Linked DNA regions of Homo sapiens: region 1 is linked to region 2. A link is a contact called in ENCODE Hi-C data. All regions are on one chromosome and are shown on one strand. Each heading gives the region's core, a stretch centred on a gene start or an enhancer-like site at or near the end of the contact. The rest is flanking DNA. Distances are from core to core; before and after follow the strand shown.

The links. A loop is a pair of places that touch in the nucleus more often than their neighbours do. Pooled maps may share reads with other maps.
Region 1: a map of B cell shows a loop between it and region 2 (23-fold over the local background). The contact joins the promoter of LRPAP1 here to the promoter of UVSSA in region 2. A Hi-C loop is called at or near these places in 1 of 168 maps with a recorded cell type or tissue (B cell), 2 of 37 single-sample maps with no recorded cell type and 11 of 50 pooled maps.

Annotation. Positions count from the first base shown.
Region 1 is chr4:3,530,586-3,533,951 of GRCh38, reverse strand. LRPAP1 (LDL receptor related protein associated protein 1) reads left to right here and starts at 1,530. Exons shown (of 8, transcript NM_002337.4): 1 at 1,530-1,743. The coding sequence starts at 1,540. RefSeq lists silencers at 1,291-1,350, 1,791-2,040 and an enhancer at 1,541-1,750.
Region 2 is chr4:1,345,748-1,349,203 of GRCh38, reverse strand. UVSSA (UV stimulated scaffold protein A) reads right to left here and starts at 1,996. Exons shown (of 14, transcript NM_020894.4): 1 at 1,444-1,996; 2 at 1,015-1,114. The coding sequence starts at 1,112. RefSeq lists enhancers at 1,308-1,387, 3,233-3,456 and silencers at 1,618-2,057, 2,298-2,627, 2,848-2,937.

The sequences.
Region 1 (3,366 bases), core at 281-2,780, 2.2 Mb before region 2:
GGTCATTCTCCCTCCACCACCCTCCTGGGGGATTCCTTTACCTCCTCTCCCCCATACATCCCATATTGGGAACTTGTGCTTCCAGCTAAGATGCAGTAACAGACTGAATTTACCCTCTTGCCTGAAACAACTCAACAGCTGGAAAAAAAGAAATGAAACGATGGCTCTGAAAATACTAGAAAAGCAGCACAGGACAGAAGCAGATCACCTTGATTCCAGGGACCTGAAATCTTCTCTGGAACAACACAAGATACAATTTAAATGTAAATTAGGGTAGGCCCAGTGGCCCACGCCTGTAATCCCAGCACTTTGGGGGACCAAGACGGGAGGGTTGCTTGAGCCCAGGAGTTGGAGAACAGCCTGGACAACATAGGGAGACCTAATTTCTACCAAAAAATTTCAAAAATTAGCTGGGCGTGGTGACACGCACCTATAGTTCCAGCTACTTGGGAGGCTGAGGCAGGAGGATCGCTTTAGCCCAGGAGGTCGAGGCTGCAGTGAGCCATGATCATGCCACTGCACTCCAGCCTCGATGACAGAGACCCTATCCCCCCACGCAAAAAAAGGAAATGAATTAACATTAATTCCTCTCAAGATGCCCAGGCTCTATTCACCCCCTTTGTCATTGTCCCTCCAGTTGGAAATTCCTCCCTCCCCCCGCAAAATCCCGCCCACCCTTGGAGGCCTTTTCAGATCATTCTTGCCAGATGAGCTCCCCTTGTCCCTTCTCTGAGCCCAAAGGGGCCCAGCTGCTGTCTGTCTCCCTCCTTCCCCTTGTTTCCCGCGCTACCTCCAGGGCACTTCCCAACTCACTGGCCAAGCCCCCAACGAGCGGTCTATGCTAACTTTGGCTCTGTGAATTTCCTAGAGTGTCATGGGTTGGGGAAAAGCGCGCGAAGTCCTGCCTTGCAGCAGGCGCGAGAGCAGGCGCTTGGGACGCGGGTTGGGGCAGGGGCCCCGGGACGTAGGGGGACGTCTGCGCGGCCCTGCGTCCCCGGGACAACCTGGCCTGGGCTTACCCACGGCCAGGCGCTCCGCGGAGGGCAGAAGCGGGCTGGGCCAGGCTCCTCAGCGCCAGGCCCGGGCCGCAGTGCCAACCCCGCAACGGCACTGGACATGCAAGAGTCGGCGTCAGTGCGCGTGAAGCCGGAGCATTATCAGGCTCAGCCAAACGCGGCCCGGTTCTTGGGCTTTCCGCTCTTTCTGTGGGGCAGAGAGGGAAAGAGGCCTCGAGTCGTGCGGGCTCCAGGCTCCGGGCTCTGGGTGAGGCCTGATCCCTGCTCCCACCCGGCCACCCTCATTCTCCAGTTGTATCCCCTGCCAGAGTCTGCAGCCTCGGGCCGCGGCGTGGTTGCCTGGGAAACGCTTGCGCCTGCGCAGGGCTTCCTAGGCGCTGGAGTCCGCCGGCGGCCTCGCCGCTGCCGGCCGCTCACGGAGGAACTACAATTCCCAGGAGACCGCGCGGTGGGTGGGGGCGGGGTAGTGGGCGGGGCATCGGCAGGCTAGGTTTTCTCCGCGCAGCGCCAGTCGCAGAGGAAGATGGCGCCGCGGAGGGTCAGGTCGTTTCTGCGCGGGCTCCCGGCGCTGCTACTGCTGCTGCTCTTCCTCGGGCCCTGGCCCGCTGCGAGCCACGGCGGCAAGTACTCGCGGGAGAAGAACCAGCCCAAGCCGTCCCCGAAACGCGAGTCCGGAGAGGAGTTCCGCATGGAGAAGTTGAACCAGCTGTGGGAGAAGGCCCAGCGAGTGAGCGCGGCCCGCGGTCGGTGGAGCGGGGCCTGGGGGCGGGGGCCGTGGTTGGGGTCGTTGGAGCGGGGCCCAGGGGTCGGAGGCGGAGGGGGGCGCAGCCGGGGCACCTGTGCCCTACGCGCCCTGTCCTTGGCACAGCCTCCCCCAAGTGTCAGGTGGGGCGCCCCGACCCCTTCTGCAGCAGGAAAGGTACCCGTGCCGGCGACGACGCCGTGTGAAGCAGGTGGCGGCCGGCACCCCGAGGGTCAGTGTCGCCCTCCCCAGCCTGGGCGGCCTGCTGACCCGAGCGTAGGGACAGAACCAGGCTAGATCACAGGTCTCCTGCCTCCCGAGCCTTTGCCTGTTCCCTCAACCTTATCTCCCTATGTGGGGAAACAAGAAAAACAAAATGTTGGGTAGAAAGACGTGTCCAGGGACAGAAGGAATCCCAGTAGCAAGCCCGTGCTTGTTCATTTGAGCGAGAAATGAGGAGGTGAGGAGATGGGATCGGTTTAGAGCACATAAAACGCGACCTTGGGAATGCTGAAAGTCAGTCTTAACAGGGCGCTCACCTGACCTCTCCTTCATTTGAGAGATGAGGGTACGGAGGCCCCGAGGGGAAAGGGCACCCCCAAGGTGGCTCGGCCGGTGGGGCCCCCCGGGACAACAGCTTCCTAATTGGTGCGTGACCCTGGGCCAGCTGCTCTCTTCATTAAGATACGGTTGCTTCATTTGTTAGGTGTTCCTGAAAACACCTGAAATGGGTGTTTTCGAACTATGCCGACCATCTGGGCCTCATTATCTCATCTCAAATGCAGGAGTCAGATTAGATCTCTGTCTCAATAGTCCAGTTTTAAGCATTCCTGAGTCTTTGAGAGGGAAAGTAAGTGATTTGCAGAATAAGAAGGAACTTTTGGAACGAAAAGGGAGAGGAGAAACAGGTGGGGGACAGACAGACGACAGACGGTTATAAGACTGCGTGGGGATGGGGATTGACGCCTGGGCATCAGCTCCACAGGCCCTTCCTGAACTGCTCCTGGGACCAGCAGTCAAGCCCCAGGCGTAATGTTCAGCCTGCGGAGGTGGGAGGTGGGAGAACGCTCTGGGCTGGAGCGGCAGGGCGGCTTCTTGGAGGAAGGGATTCTGGAGGGGCTGGGGACACGGCTGGGTTTGGATGTGTTGATGGCCTCCCAGCAGCAGGGAACAGGTGTGACCAGGAGCAGCCGGGATGCAGTGCTGCCTCCCCGTGCCCACTGCACTGGGCATCTGTTGAGTGGGTGGAGTCCCCCCTCCCCATGAGGAATGGGGAGCCCGAAATAGACTCCCTGACCGATTGGAGGTGGCGCTGAGGAAGTGCACTCGGACCCAGGAACCCCAGCGGCTCCCTTTTGGGTGCTGGCCCAAGTCTTCCACCTGCTCTGCAGGGCCGCCCTGGTGCGCTCCACCTTACCTCCAGCCACCTCCAGCTGGTCCTCTGTCTTTGTCAGCCCAGGCCTCCTGCAGCAATACACCTGCCCTCAGGCTGCCCCTGCACTGGTCCAGCTACCCTCGGGCTGCCCCTGCACTGTCCCCCGGTGCTGGGTGCTCGCCTGACCAGTTTCAGTCTTGGGTTGGGTCATGTCTCCTAAACCTCCCTGAGGT
Region 2 (3,456 bases), core at 747-3,246:
ATCCACCTACATCATCTACAGCTGTGTTCACAACTGAGGCATTACAGCAAAGCCTGAAACACAAACCATCTGGCTCTTTAAACACACGTTACCTAGCGCAACACACACCGCCCGGCACAAACGCCCACCGCCCGGCACAAACGCCAACCGCCCGGCACAAACACACACCGCCTGGCACAAACCGCACACCGCCCGGCACAACGCACACCGCCCGGCACAAACACACACCGCCTGGCACAACGCACACCGCCCAGCACGCACACTGTTTCAGCTGGGTGCCTCCTGCTGCAGGAAGGAAGGAAGGCCTAGAGCTCGGGACATCTCCCAGCCCCTCCTGAATGCTCCTATTCCCAGCTCCTGACCCCACATAAACCATTGCGAATTCGATTTCCTGGCGCAGGCCACAAAACCTGACCTGAAATTTTCTATCAAAATGTCAACACTCCATCACTGTATAAACAATCTATAAACTGCCATTTTACAAACACAGGATACAGAATAATCAGTGTCCTCGACTTATGCTCCACCCTCCGAGGGGAAGTTTTGCTTCCCCCATGAATCTCTGGCTGCCTGAGGGTGACGGCAGAGATCCCCTCCGGCGTTTTCCTTGGAGGAAGTGAACAGAGGTGGACATACCCTAAAGGCGATGGACCAACTCGCCCATCAGCAAGCTCTATTCTTTCCCTTCGAAAAGTCCAGCAGCAAAGAAAAAGATGCACGTTTCTCTCTGAATCACATTTGTGCACTCAAGAACTCCTACAGGATGTGCTCCAGACCACACAAATGGGAATGAAGAGAAGCACCAACCACAGAGCAGTGGGGTCCCCAACGCCACACGCCCCGACCCCAGAACATGACCACCCGTCAGAGCCGGGTACTGCAGGGCCCCGAGAAAATGTCCTGGGTGTGTCCCTCGGGTGGTTCTCTCCCAGGTGGGGGCAGGAGGGCAGGGCCCTGTGTGTGTCCTGGGCTCAGTGGGCCAGTCAGTTACTGTTACTGAACCCTAAGACATACTTGCAAATTTTCTTCAGTTCCTTCATTTTCTCAGGATTTAGTCGGGGTTCTCCTGAAGTTGTGAGCTCTTCTACCAACTTCGAAAGTTTCTGATCCATATCTAGAAATAAGTAAGGCAGAGATGCTATATCACCATCTGTATTTTATAGCTCTCGGTGTTATTAACGTGTTTACTGGGTTCCACTATAAACCGAAAGCTCCGGGAGGACCCTGAGGCTGGGGTCCATCTGTGGGTGCCTCTCTGGGAAATATGTGTGTCCAGCAAGGCCTTTACGGCGGTGATTGCAGTTTTAAAAGTGAACCTTAAACTCGGGACCTCTACAATCCCGTGTGTGGGACGCTGCATTGAGGGTCGTGCGTTAAAGGAACCAGTGGCGCTGTCCGAATCAGCTTTTCCCCAACGTGACTGTTGCTGTTTCCCTTATTCACTCAGATTCCGCAGGGCAGCCTCCAGCAAGGCTGCAGAGGCCAAGAGGAGCCAAGAAATTCTGAGACCAATGAAAAGTCGCGTCCGGAGAGCAGGGGCGGCCCTAACGGAGGCAGCCTGCCCGGATACCCAGGGCCGAGCACCGCGGCGTGCCTGGTGGGATGAGGCGAGGGCCTGCCGCACCGCCAGGGAAAGGCCGAAGGACCCGGAAGGAAGCGCCAGGCGAGGCCGGGGCGGAGGCTGGGAAGCTGCGCCCTACTCGGGGAAAGAAGGGGCCCGGCAGGGCCACGCGAGGCTTGGACCGCGGGGTCGCTCTCGCACAGCGGCTGCACCGGGCGGGCGCGCCGGCTTCGACGGTGCTCGGGGGGCTGCGGCCTGTCACTCGGCCCAGGGCCCGCCCTCCGGCCCCGCCGCCGGCGCTCTCGGGCACACGGGACACGCCCTGGCCGCAGGTCTCTGCCCGGCGCCCGCAGAGCCCCGGGGACCGAACCGGCGCGACCCCCGCCCGGCAGCGTAACCACAGCCCCACCTACCGCTGACGCGGCCGCTCGCCTCGCCCCGCCCCTTCCGGCGGGGGGACCGCCCCTCTTGTCAGGTGCCCAAGACCTCTACCGCCATTGGCTGGCCCTGGGCCGGACGCATCAGGACCTGGGGTCACCACAGCGACGACTGCACCTACCGCTCGACGCGGCCTTTCTCGCCGTTGCCCCACCCTTTCCGGTCAAGGCCCCGCCCCCTAGCACGTGCCCTGAGCTCGACAGCCAATGGCTCACCCCAGCCCAGGAGGCGCAGGCGCAAAGACGCGGCCGAGGTCTGCGCGGTGACGTAGGCGCGCTCCCGGCGAGGGCGAGGCAGGCTGCCGGGGGTGGGGAGGGGGACGCACGAGAAAAAAGAGGCGGGAGGGCGCAGAAAGTCCTTAAAGGGGCCGCATGTACGGGCGCCGGGGGCGGGGCCGGCCGGGAAACTGAGGCCGAAAGGAAGTTCCGGTCTGGGCCTCAACGCCACGCCCGCCCGCGGGCTCGCAGCCAGGTCCCTTCACCTGCAGAGGGCCGGTGAGGACCGCCCAGACGGGCGGGCGCGGGCCCCCGCCCCCGAGCTCGCCCCGCGCAGGGCGCCCTGAACCCCGCGGCGCCTCCCCGCTCCGGCCTCGGGAAGGGAATCCCTGGGCGGGCTTGGGGGTCTTCGGGGCCCACCTCGGCGCCAGACGCACAGCAGGTACCCCTGGGCCCGGGCTGGCCCTGGGCGGAATGAGAAGCAGAGGCGCCGTCCGTCCTGCCGCCGAAGTCCGCAGCCTCGAACGCAGGGGAGTGCGAGGTCGGCTGCGGACGGACGGACCTGGAGACCGCGCTTGGGAAACCGTGGCTTCGGAGGAGCGTGGTGTGGACCCCACTCGCGGGGCGCCCGGCACAGGCCACGCAGAGCAGACGCCCGACTGGGCTCCCGGGGCTGGGTGCAGGGCGGGGGCCGCCGGCGGCGGGCCGGGGTTTCTTTTTCGGGGGGATGGGCGTGCCCTTGCATTACGGTGGTGGTAGCTCACAACTCTGTTAATCGTGTTTTTACAGGGTGGGTTTCAGGATGTGTGAGTTATATCTCAGTAAAGCAATTATTTTAAAAAGGAAAAGAAGAGGGACTCCCTGCGCCGCCCCTCTCTGCAGCACCAGCTTCTGTCCCTGGGCGTCAGTGGCTCCCAGCTCCTAGCTTGCAGCCAGCCCCGAGCCGCTCCTCCGCCTCACCCCTTCCTCACCCTGCCTCTTGCTTCACTGAGCAAGCTGCAGCCAGACCCTCCCTCAGCGCCCCTTGCCCTGTGCATCCAATCCCCGGCCTGTGGCTTCCTCCAAGGCACCCATCCAGCAGTTTCCCTCTGTCTTCTACAGCGTGGTTTTTTTTGTTGTTACTAGTTCTCATTAGTATAAAAGGGTGCCGTTTCTCCCATACTAACAAAACCCTCTCTTTATCCAACTTTTCTTACCAATTGCTAAGTCCAGTCTCCTTTACACTGCCCCGGGGTGTCCTCT